2 separate regions of the Homo sapiens genome follow, and region 2 is linked to region 1. The links are chromatin loops, found by intact Hi-C in ENCODE. Cell type or tissue: PC-9. All regions are shown on one strand. Links, peaks and the distances in the headings refer to the core of each region. The heading gives the core; the rest is flanking DNA.

The links. Peaks named below come from ENCODE experiments on the same cell type or tissue, not always from the same donor. Only the 100,000 strongest peaks of a DNase experiment are listed, where the experiment ranks them.
Region 2: it touches region 1 in a loop (2.1-fold over the local background); 1 of 110 quality-filtered maps calls a loop at or near these places.

Annotation. Positions count from the first base shown.
Region 1 is chr5:56,443,392-56,449,945 of GRCh38, reverse strand. No RefSeq gene overlaps it. Among named protein-coding and RNA genes, the nearest start is that of LINC01948, 35 kb to the left of the region's middle. In PC-9, for the core only: no CTCF peak of the experiment used is centred there; a DNase peak (open chromatin) is centred at 2,515; H3K27ac peaks cover 2,995 bases.
Region 2 is chr5:56,523,384-56,529,937 of GRCh38, reverse strand. All of the region lies in intron 4 of C5orf67 (chromosome 5 putative open reading frame 67), which reads left to right. Among named protein-coding and RNA genes, the nearest start is that of LINC01948, 45 kb to the right of the region's middle. In PC-9, for the core only: no CTCF peak of the experiment used is centred there; DNase peaks (open chromatin) are centred at 2,567 and 4,657; H3K27ac peaks cover 4,217 bases.

The DNA of each region.
Region 1 (6,554 bases), core at 619-5,618:
CCTCAGGCTCCCTCTCCCCTCTCGCTTCCACATGCCTGTCACATTCTATTTTCAGGGAATCTTTCATTCATTCTTTCAGTGCCTATTTATTTGGCACCTGCTATGGTACTAGGCAGTGTGCTACGTGCTAGAGGTACAAACAGATGAAATACACAGTCACTATCCTCATGGTGCCCCTCACCTAGTGAAGAATGTGGTGACAAGCATCATGATGGAATCGAGGTCAGAGCCAAAATAACTGAAGAGAATTTCCTGGTGATGCCTTGCTTCAGGCCCTAATATCCAGGGTCCAGGCACCTTTTCTTCCTGGAATGGCTTCTGCTACATGTGTCAGGAGAACCACGGCCTGGGAGAGAATCACATGGTTGCTTCTAGGTTCAAATGAGCTGCAGTCACTTCCCCAGAGGATGTAGAGCAGCATAAGCCTGCTGGGCAGAGGGGGGGTCCAGGTCCCACTCTCTTGTATCCGGGGAAGCACACAAAGGGTCTGGAGGACACTGCATGAATGTTTCTGCGTGACTGGACCCATCTGCAGGCAATTTAACAGTTGCCAAAGTTTCTTCATCAGTGTGCAGTCTGGAGCACCCAAAGACTGGGCAGGGCTGATCTGCGGTGACCAAGTTCAGAGGCACAGGAAGGCACAGTTTGCCTGAACAATGCTGAGCGTGCTTGCAAGCCTGAGAGATGCAATTATTTGAACGCTATTATATGCTGGCCTTCCGGTGAGCTTCAAGGGAGCAGACACTAAGGTCTCTGTTGCACTCTCTGAGCCTCAGGCCACAGGCTGCCTGTGCCTTTCATGTTCCTTCAGTGGCCAAGGGCAGGTCATCTGGGAAATGAAGGGATGTGAGGCAGAGATGATTCTAGGAGAGGGTGGTGCATTTCCCATTTTGTTCCCAAAGTTTGGGTTCTTCCTTTAGCAGTTTCACAGTAGACCCAGTTAGTGATACCATGTCCAGCCCTTCTCTTCTTATCGATCTTGCTCAGGGCAGCAATGTGCCCAGTTACCTACTTGCTTTCCTAGTTTCTCTCACTGCTGCTGGTAGCTTGTGCCATAACCCAAGCCAAATAGATATAAACTAAAGTCAGCTTGGGACTCCTGAGAAAGTTTTGCTTATGTGATAAAGAGGGCCCATGTGTCTGGCACTACTCTTCCCCAATTTCTTTTTGCCTTGGACATGGACATGATGTCTGGAAAGCAGCAGCCATCATGTAGCCATGAGGCAACAAAGATGAAGACAAAGCTTAGACTGGAAGGGAGGTAAAGTAGAAAGAGCCATTCATTTATTTATTCAACTAGTATTTATTGAGTGTCTGTTATGTGCCAGGCACTGTTCTAGTTGCTAGAGACACAGCAGTGAAAAAAGCACACAAAATCCCTGCCTCCTTGGTGTTTATTTTTAGTGGTAACAGGAGAGAAAGACAATATATAACATCTGAGAAATAAAGGCTATAATATGTCACATGGTGATAAGTATTATGGAAAAAAGAAAAGTAGGTATTCACCCTGGGCAGGGCATTAGAGGCTAATATAAGGACTGTAGCTATTCCCCTGAGCAAAACAAGCAAATCATTAAGCAAATCACTGGAGGGTTGGAGGAGAGGGTGACATGATTTGATTGAGATTGACATTTTAAGATCACTCTGGCTGCTGTGTTGAGAATAGACTGAAAGGGGAAAGATAGAACCAGGGACCCTGATGGCATCAGTGAATATCTAAGCCAACACCAGCAACTACTTGCTTCCAGAAACCTTGTTATCTGTAGGAAATAATTCCCTGTGTTACTTCTGTGGGAAATACTCTCAGCCAGGTATTCTGTTACTTGCAGCCAAACTCATTCCCAACTGATACAGAGAGCAGGTACCATCATTTATCATGCACCTGCTATGTGCCAAGTGTTGTTCTAAGTCCCACGGATATAAAGATGAAAACACATGTAGTTCTCATTATCAAAGAGCCTTTCAAGGGCCTTGTGATATGACTGTGGGAGGCCAAAGACAAAGCATTACACTGCAGTAAGGCAATTGCATTATCGAGGTTTGTCTGGAAGATTGGGTGGGTGCAGGGGAGGAGCACAGCTAAGCTGAGAAAAGGAGCCAGGGAAGACATCACGAAAACTGGTAGGTGCTTCTCAAATGAACACATTTGTGGAGGGCATTCCAGACAGGAGGAACTCTATGTGCAATACAAAACATAGAACATTCTGGGACATGTAAATAGATCAGTATTCCTGGGAGAGTAGAGTTTGATTGGGCGGGGCTTGGTGGGGAGAGAATGGCAAGAAATGGTGGAGATTAGGTTGGAGAGGCAGGAGGAGAGGTGATGGAGGCTTTTGTAAGTGCTACAGAAGAATATGATTTCCCCCTGTAGACAGCAGAGAGGGAGTGGAGCAATAACTCTGGCAGCCAGATTAAAGACAGCTCATAGAGGAGTGAGGCTCCAGGCAAGACCAGTGCAAGGGTCAGGGAACGGTGGATAACAGCCTGAGACAAGGCAGCAGTTGGGTTGGAGAGGAGGGAATGCGGAAGTGATGTTCTGAATGTGGTAATAGAAGAGGCATTCCAAGATAGCCCAGACACACTGCATACACCTCTGCATGAATAGCTAGATGATGTTTTCGGCATAAAGGTCACTCCAGGAGACAATGGACAATTTTTTAGTGGACCAAATTAAGAGCATAACCAGCTTTTACATAAACCTGTGGAGACTGCGTCTGGTGAGCTGACAGCAGGAGATTCCATTCAGGTGGCTTCGTGGAAGCTAAAGGGTAGTTCCTTACACTTGGTTCAGGCTGCCCTGCCTTCTTCACTGTGGCTTTGCATTTAGCCTACCATTTCAACATCATTTATTCTAGAATGCCTTCTGTATTCATCAACATCACTCTGCATGGGTAATCATATTAACAACTACTATGATTGGGGGGGTTACATATGACAGACATGTTACATATACTTGTTTAGATTTCACAATAGCCCTGCCAAGAAAGTATTATTAACTTGAGGCCCAGAGAGGTAAGGTAACTCCCCTAAGGCCACACAGCTAGTGAGGCAAAATGTGATTTGCCCAATGAAGTGTATGTTGTTCTCACCATGCTCCAAGGTTATCTACCTCATTATAATCCATTGTCCATTCAAGACCCCAGGCTCTACTTTTTTGTCCACAATCACAGAGCTGCATTAAGGTGGGGCATTTACAAAATACTTTCATAGACATTAAAGAGAAACTCTTCGAACAGGTTTTGCCTGATTTCCATGAAGGGATTTGGATTATTTAGAGTTCCAAATTTTCCAAAGGACTAAAGAGTACATTACTAATAGAATAAATTTAAGGGAAAAAAATATTTACTTTATAACCATACTTTACAATACTAAATAATCCAGTTGCAAAAGAACGGAATCGGTAAAGGATGGTTCTATTCGTTAGCCATAGGGAAGTATAGAAATTCTTGGGAAATAATATTCTAGAACTGAAATACAAGCAAAGCACAGGGTTGGTTATTTTGGATGATGAATGAATGGATAAATTCAAATTTTGTCTCTCATTCAATAGGCTTGTCCCATTGGTCAATAACTGGTTTACTAACCATCTACTCTGTTTGAGGTGCTGCTTTTGCTGTTGGGAAAGTGAGAAGGGATGGAGACACGAGAAGAAACTGAAAGTTACTGTACCTAAAAGGCATAATTATTGATGCCATAAAATGTTCAGGCAATATTACGTATCCTAAAGACACTACTAAGGACCACCGTTTAGTAGCTGGGCCTCAGAGATCACCTTGTCCAACCCTTACATTTTAGAGGTAATGAAATTAAGTCCAAAGGGATTTGTGACTTGCCTGAGGTCACAGACGTAGCTGGTGGCTGATGTGAGAGCTACATCTGCCACGAGTCTGTTTCTATTGCTGTTACTTTTATTCAAGAATGGATTTAAAATTATGTAGTACATTCTTGAGAGGAACAAAAGGATCCTTTTATTTAACTCAGGAGGAAAAAGCAAAGAGATTCTAGCCTGTTATTTAGAAGGGACATAATCATGGAAGATGTTGTTATACTTGCACTTGTGTGCCAGGATTTGCATTGCAGCTTAAAAAAAAAACTTTTGCTATTGAAAAAAATAGTAAAAGATAGCAAGCAACTTGAATTTCTATCATTAGAGGGCTTAATATGATAGAGTTCATCCTCATGGTGAAATATTATACAGCCGCTAACAAACCAAAGCAAATCTATGTGTAACTGATATAGATATATTTTATTTTTTATTTTTAAATTTTTATTTATTTATTTATTTTTGAGACAGAGTCTTGCTGTGTCACCCAGGCTGGAGTGCAGTGTCATGATCTTGGCTCACTGCTACCTCTGCCTCCTAAGTTCAAGCAATTCTCCTGCCTCAACCTCCTGAGTAGCTGGGATTACAGGCGCATGCCACCATGCCCAGCCAAGTTTTTGTATTTTTAGTAGAGATGAGGTTTCACCATGTTGGCCAGGCTGGTCTTGAACTCCTGACCTCAAGCAATCCACCCGCCTCAGCCTCCCAAAGTGCTGGGATTACAGGCGTGAGCCACCGCGCCCGACCAGATATAGATACATTTTAAATGACAACAATAACTTGTAGTTCATAGCTATATATTTCTTCAACCGGTTTTTTGCACAGTCTCAGTTCAATGTGAATTAACATAAAATGATTTATTTTTTCCAAGGGTAGCTATAGTCAATACTGTCATTTGTGTTGCCCCAAATCTATTAAACGCTTTTCCACATTCTAATATTTCCCATAATTTAAATCCAAATTTTCCAATGTAGAATCAAAAACAACAACCATATATTGCCATTTCCCATGCCCCAATGATGGGGACGTATAATTCAGGTTGCAAAAATAAACTATATCTACAAAAAAATTTTGATTTAAAACTAACTTTATTTTAAGAAGGTAGGACATGGAGCATTCATTTGGCCTCTATCAGCAAAAACAGTCTTGAAGCCAGAAGTTGTGGTGGCTTCCTGATTTGTTTGTTTGTTTACTTGTTTGTTCATTTTATATTGTGGCAGAGGCAGAAATGCTTTTGAGGTCAGGTCCATGGGGTTCAGCCTGGAGTCTGATTCTTTAACCTTATCAGTGGTTCTATGAGCCTTCTATATACCTAAATAAAACTCTTTTAAAGCTAGCTAGAGTGGATTCTATTGACTGCAACTAAGTACTGTCACCAATATGAATAAATACTTTCACCACACTCTGTCAAAGTCTCCTTTGCCATCATGTGACAAACAACATCTTGGGTAGGGCTCATTGTCATAATTAAACAATGTTCAGTCTAGTTTAGTTTAGACTTTTCATTCATGTCCTATTTAAATCTCATATCCAGTTGTCCAGCCATGTGAGGCAGGCAGCAAGTCAGGGAGTGAGACATTAGTTTCCCTTTCCTGCCAATATTCCCAAACGCTACCAATCAAAATCCTCTCTAAACTATAGGGTACACTTCGATCTCAGGTCTGGGTCTTTCTAACCAGCTACACAGTATCAGGGAAAGTCTCACTCAATAACCTTATAAATTTCTATTCACTTATAAAGAAGGGGGAGGGACACAGAAATTTACACATATGTATCCTTTTCTGGGGCTACTCTAGAAACTAACGAGAATGATTGGCTGTTGGGAGGAAAACAGGAGTCTGGGAAAAGATGGTGGCATGGCACAGTGATAACTTTTCTGAAATTGTTTCTTTTGTTTGGAGAGATCCTCACTTTCTGAGTTGTTACTGGAGACACAGCCTGCCACCACAGAAACTGAACACTTAAGCCACTTACTCTCCTATCAACTTTTATAGCTAGGATAGAAGAACATGGCCTGGGCTCAACCAATCAGACTCTCAAGCTCTGGACTATGAAGAGAGAGCTGGTGTCAAGAAATGAAGGAAACCATTCTTGTTATGGGTGGCAACAGCTGGGGTGGTAAGAACCAATTTCTGGAGCCAAGAGAGGCTTCCAGGCAACTTGTGGCAGCCAGTAGCCTGCAACTGATGCAGAGCTGCTGGGAAGCATGATCGTGGCTATGTGTCTAGCTACTGCCTCGTCCCTTGTTCTTGCTTGTTGTGATTCTGTTTCTCCATTGCTCTTTTCAATTTTGTGAGTTTTCCAATTACCTTTCTGACATAAGCATTTAATGCTACATATTTTCTTCTAATTACAGCTTTAGCTGTACTACAAATTTTGACCTTTTGAATCTTTATTTTTATCCAATTCAAGATGTTTTCCAATTTCTCTTGTGAATTCCTATTTGACCCATGGGTTACTTAGAATATGTTGTTTAATATCCAAATATTAGGGGATTTTAAAAATCTTTTTCTGTTATTGATTTCTTCTTTAACCCTATCATGGTCAGAGGGCATACCTTGGAAGATTTAAATTCTTTTAATATTTTTGAGGTACCACTGTTGCTGAGTAAAGCGCTCTCTAAATGTCAATTAGGTCAAGTTGGTTGACAGTGCTGTTTAGGTTATCTACATTCTTAGTAATTTCCTGTCTATTTTTTCTATTTGATTACTGAGAGAGAAGTGCTAAAGAC
Region 2 (6,554 bases), core at 609-5,608, 80 kb before region 1:
CTGCCCTAGCTCTGTGAATGCCCAGGACAAAAAGCAGGAACCAGGTCCCTAATTGCAATGGCCTCCCAAGCAGGGGGAAAGACCAACATTTGCCTCCTTGACTCTCTTGTGAGGCCTCAGTTTGTGTGCTGGGGTTTTTGAGTGGAAGTCCAGGGTGGAATCAGTGGAAGGGGTGGAGGGAAGCCCTGCGCGAGTGTGCCCTGGCCTAGGGGGAGCGGCATTTCGCAAACCCCCTATGCATAGTGCTGTCCTCAGCCCAGAGCCTCTGACAATACCTGGGCCTGGCCTTGCCCTAGACCAAACACAACAGGGTCTTTACCAAGGGACCTCAGTTTCAGAATTAAAAAAAAAAAAAATCTCTGTGGTAGGCTGAAGAATGCATGCACCCCCAACAAAAATGTTCTAATTCCTGGAGCCTGTGATTTTGTTTTCTAATTTCCATAGGTTTGGGGGGAACAGGTGGTGTTTTGCTACATGAGTAAGTTCTTTAGTGGTGATTTGTGAGATTTTGGTGCACCCATCACTCAAGCAGTGTACACTGCACCCAATTTGTAGCCTTTTATCCCTCGCCCCCTTCCCAACCTTTCCTCCCGAGTCACTAAAGCCCATTGTGTCATTCTTATGCCTTTGCATCCTCATAGCTTAGCTCCCACTTATGAGTGAGAATATACAATGTTTGGTTTTCCATTCCTGAGTTACTTCACTTAGAATAATAGTCTCCAGTTCCATCCAGGTTGCTGCAAATGTCATTAATTCGTTTCTTTTTATGGCTGAGTAGTATTCCATCATATATATATGAATTATGATGTATTCCGTCATATATCTATATGAATATATGATGAAGAAATTGTGGTATATGTATATACACAATATATATACAAAAATACAAAAACATAATTATATATATGTATATGTGTGTGTATATATATATGTGTGTGTATATATATATATGTGTGTGTGTGTGTATATATATATATATATATATATATATATATATACACACACCACAATTTCTTCATCCACTCGTTGATTGATAGAGATTTGGGCTGGTTCCATATTTTCTCAATAGCGAATTGTACTGCTATAAACATGCTGTTATATGGTGAAAGGGACTTTGCAGGTGTGATTAAGTTAAGGGTGTTGAGATGAGGGGATCACCCTGGATTATCTAGGTGAGCCTGACGTAACCACAAGGTTCCTTATTGGGGAGGAGTCGGAGGCCAGGGGACAAGGGAAGCAGAGATAGGAGTGATGATGCCCTTTGCAAATGGAGGAAGGGTCCATGAGCAGCCAAGGACCGTAAGTGCCCTCCAGAAACTAGAAAGGTCAAGGAAATGGATTTCTCCTACAGCCTTTAGAAGGAAGGCAGCCTTGCTGACACCTTGACTTTGGCCCAGTGGAACTGGTTTTGGACTTCTGATTTCCAAAACTGTAAGAGAATAAATGTGTGCTATTTGAAGCCAGAAGTTTCTGGTATTCGTTTCAGCAGCCCTAAGAAACCAATGCAATCGGCACGGGTGATCCTAGTGATCAGCCAAGGTTAAGGATCTACCATGGAGAATCTTGCCACTCAAAGTAGTACCAGCAGCATCTGCTGCACCACAGATTATTAGAAATGCAGAGTCGCAGGACCTGCCCCAGACGTACGGGATCAATATCTGCATTTAACAAGATTCCCAGATGATTTGAATGCACGCTTGTTTGAGAAGCACTGAATTCTAGAAAAATGGTTTTCCACACTAGCTTTACTTTAGAATCTCCCTGGAATGGGTGGGACAGAGAACTTAAAAAGTACAGATTTCTGGGCCAGGACATGCTGCTTTTGGAAGTTTCTCAGGGACAGGGTGGGGGGCGGCATGGTGGCTCACTCCTGTAATCCTAGCACTTTGGGAGGCTGAGGCAGGCAGATTGCCTGAGCCCAGGAGTTCGAGACCAGCCAGGGCAACATGGCAAAACCCCACCTCTACAAAAAAATACAAAAATTAGCCAGGAGTGGTGGCGTGTGCCTGTAGTCTCAGCTACTTGAGAGGCTGATGTGGGAGGATTGTTGAGCCTGGGAAGTCGAGGCTGCAGTGAGCCAAGTTTGTGTCACTGCACGCCAGCCTGGGTGACAGAGTGAAACCCTGTCTCAAAAAAAAGAAGTTTCTCAGGTGGTTTTAATTTTTAATGTGAAATCAGGGGTAAGAACTAGTGATCTGGGACAAAAGGTTTTCAGATTGAATCACCAAGAGAGGCTGTTAAAAATTAAGGATTTCTGAGCTTTATCCCTGAGTTTCTTCTCATTCAGTAAGTCTGGGTTGGGGTCTGGGAGGACACATTTTTTAACAAATATCCAAGGGAACTCTAACATCAGAAATGACCTCTGGGATAGGTGCTGTGGCTCCCTGCCTGCCTGTAGCCCTGTTCTGCTCTGAGAGAGACTGCCTTCCTGCTCTGCAATCTGCCCCACCCCAGCTAATGGCTCATCTCTTAGGACGTCCCTTTACCTACCCTAAGCAGAAAAGTTCTATGACAGGCCCTCAGGAGGATGTAGTCCTGAGGAGGTGACTGGGGAGTGGCCAGGAAGTGCTTCTTGGGAAGGTGGCATCATTCTTGATTAGATTATTCATCCCAGGTCCTGAGAAATAGCTTTCGTGGTAGCAGAGGAAGTGAACCAGCCATGCAGCCAGGTGCCAAGGAGCAGCCAGAGGTGGGGAGTGTGAGCCGACCCTGCCTTGCCCAGCCCTGCCCAGCCCTGCCCTTACTGCGCTCCTGTGGTTCCAGGCCCTAAAACTGCAGCCTGGAATGCCACAGTGTCTGTCCCATAGCAAACTGCTCTCTCCTGGCCTCCCCACTCTTTTTCAATCAAATATTATTCTATTTTTAACATAGGTTCTGAAAACAATGCCCTCATCCAAAGGACCTGCAAATGTTAAGCACTGTGGAAAAAAAATCGTACAAATCACGTTGATCCCAAACCCAACCTATTCTTGTCTAACATTAAGGCCTCACATTCATTTGCTAATTACTTATTGTATTCATAATAATATTACTGTGTTGAATCCTGGCTGTGCCAGTAGTTGCATGGTTTTGGGCAACTCATCTAACCTCCCTGAGATTATTTCATCAACTGTCAGGGAGGGATAGTTGTACTTACTTCAAGGGCTGACGTGAAGACTGAGAGAGATAATGTACCTAAAACACATAATCTAGTACCTCAATCAATGACAGATGCTATTACTAACAATCATTTCATCTGGGAATGAGATCCAATCAGGTAAATTAGGAAGGTTCAGTTTCTAAAGTACCTTTAGAGCTAGTTGAAGTAAAGGGGGATCTTCTCCCATCTTGCAATAATTTTCTGGAGGCTGGGTGTGAAATCAGAAAATTTATCTGAAACTTGAAAATAAGCGAAAGAGGTTACCAGGGACTTAGTGCTAGGTTGACGTTCTATTGTTTGAGCTACCTTACAGCTCTAGAGATCCAGTTCTTAACAGGCAGATTTTATCTGCTGGAGGTGCAAATAATTTCTGTCCCTTAGAAAAGATAACCCAAAAGTTATCTTACAGTTTATGGCTCTGTTGGATATTGACCAGCTTTGTGCTTGACCTGGCAATCTTATCCTAACGTTGCCTCTAAATACGTAGCTTCTCAAATGCTCTTCGACCAGTGTTAATTGGATAAAGTATTTGACACACATTCGTTTTATATTTATATGAGAATCATGATTTCACCTTTTTGAAAGCATCTGCTTATATGCAGTTTGTCCAGAGCTTGACTTCTTGGAAATATCAGTTTTAAGGGAGGTCTGATCTGGGTTCCACGTTACAAGTGTTTTTCATGTTGGAACATGCACAGGATAAAAAAAGGGCAGAGGTAGGTAGAGATAGGAGTATTTGTACATTGATTGTAAGTTATAATTTTATCTCTCACTTCTTTCTTTGGTGCCAAAGGACTGCATTCATATTGTAATGATAGCAATTATCATGTACACCATAGTTAGATATTTATGTGTCTACCTCTTCATTAAATAGTGAGCTCTCCGAGGAAAGCAATTGTCTCATGCATCTTTGTATTCCCAGCACCTAGCACAGAAGTCAGCACTTGGAAGCAAATAAACACCTAATTGAAATGGACAAAGCTGTCTAGGTCCTTGCTACTCCAAATGCAATTGTGGACCATAAGCACCCACATCAGCTGGGAGCAGTCAGAAGGCAGAATCATAGGCCCACTCCCGGCTCACTGAGTCGGGATTATCATTTCAGCAAGATCCTCAGGTGATTCTGCACACTGTTCTAGCCGATTGTCAGTTTGGGGGCAGTGGCTCTGCTATTAGGGAGAAATGAGATTTGAGTAAAGAAAGTTGTAAAGTGATTGTCCCCAGTTTTACATCAATTCAGCTATGATTGCAAAATTGAGATCATTGCCTCAAGCATATTGTTGCTGAGATCAAAGTGGGATAGATTGTGCATCTCACAGTAGAATACCAGTTGGTTGATAAAAGCTGTGACTTTTGGAGGGCAGAGCCATTAAGTTTGGTTTGGCAGGAGGAGTGTTATGTTCTTTGAGTACAGCTCTACAACCAAAGGCCCCTCTGCCCTGCTCGATTCCAAGTTGAGCCCGCGAGCCTTTACTCACTAGGAGTGTCTGACTCAACTTCTGTTGGCTCCAAGCCCAAACCAAATGAAGGCTCAGGTTGTCCCTTTGTGGAATCATGATGGTTTAATCATAAATGTGAAATCTCTATTTGTCACATCAAGGTTTAAGTTGTCAGGGATATTTGCCCAATATCCCTAAGGAAAGCCAAAGACAAAGGAAGAAAAACCAGCAGAAACTTTTGGGAGTGTCTCAGATATAACATCTTGACAAGGAGAGGTGGTTATTAACTGGCTGAAATAAGTGATACCTTGCAGATAAGAATGTAGAGTTACAGAACAGGGATCTTCCAAAATATCTGCAAAGAAATTAAAAAATTGAAGAATAATAAGAAATTGACTTTTTTTTCTTTTTGTCTGAGCATGCTTCATTTCTTCCTAATAAATCCGCAAGCCTATCTGTAAAAGAGTGAGAGTTTTACTTACTCTCCCAACAAAGAGATTCGACAACTCAGCAACTCAGTAAGAATCAGGATAGCAGAGTCTGGAAGTTAGAGGAAGCCTAAATCATCTCATGCAGGGTCTGCAAGCCCAAATGCTTCCAGGCACCAAGAAGAGAAGCAAATGTGAGAAGCAGGCAGCTGGGTGATATTAGGGAACTAGGAAGTGAGTGCTTAGAAAAGTCATTCACATTCACATTTTTAAAACACCGCTAGGTGAATGAAACAATCTGTAAGCATAATTAGGTGCATTTATTTATATTTCAAAAACCCAAGACCCAGGGAAGGAAAATTTTCTGCCCACGTTCATACAATTCTAACTTACCCATAGTAATGAATATTCCAACTGTTTCAACTCCTGTTTACCCATTGAGGGGACATTTAGATTGTATTTATATACACAACTCTGTGTGTGTGTCTGTGTGTGATAAACCAAACAGGTTCGATTCTTATAACCGGTTGGAAATTATCCAGTTGCTAACAACAAAATGCAGTAACTCTAAACCACATAGTGGTGCAGTGAGAGAGTAAAAACAAATGAACAAAACCAGCCGTCTTTTCTATTCATCTGGCCCATATTTTTACAAGGCTATAAATAATTGCATTTAGGCTATAAATAATTGTCTTGGATGTTTTTGAAATTGTAATAAAAATCTGTATGTTTTAAGAGAAAGATTCCTGAGTTTAAAATTTTAATTGGTTGATTACTTAAAAAAGGGTGTGCGTTCCTCAGAGGAGGTGATAATTGGTGGCTCGACCATGATCTTGGCCAGTTGCTTTTCCCTAGTCCAAGCCAGGATGCACCACCAGACTTCCCTCAAACTTGAGTTTAGCAGAATGTGCAGGGATTGCTGTTTCTAGCTTCCTGCTCAGTTATATCTGGAGGCTGTTCCCTGTCAGCTTTTTTCAAGCCATGTCAGGCATTAGGAATTGCTTTCCTGTAAGAAGGCAGAGAAAGAGGCAAGCAAGCCAGCCACTTGAGAGGCCATTTGAGTCTGCCTCACACAGTAGCACCTGCATTCAGTGGACACAAGAATCCTCTATTTAGCATGCTTCTGTCTATACAATATGATTTTATTATTTCCCCTATGTCAGGTATTTTGTGTGAATTTTTAAAAATGTAATCCTCATAACAAATATATGTTAGTACAATCGACATCTTCATTTTACAGATGGGAAACTAAGGTTTATAGAGTTTAAATAACTTGCCTATGTGGTTGAGATTGGAACCCAGACCTGTCTCTCTTCACAGTCCAAGTTTTTAGGCACTAAGCTATACTCCCTATTCTAGGCCAAACATCTAAAGGCAAGCTTGATTTACATGGTCTTTGTTTGTTTGTTTGTTTGTTTCTATATCTTCTATCAAATTGGCCATTATCCATGGGTGACTCAAAACAGCATCTTTGACCAGGACTTTGACCTTCAAATGTGGAGGATGCTGACCTTTTTTTCTAGTTATTGGGGAGAGGCTGGGTGTGTT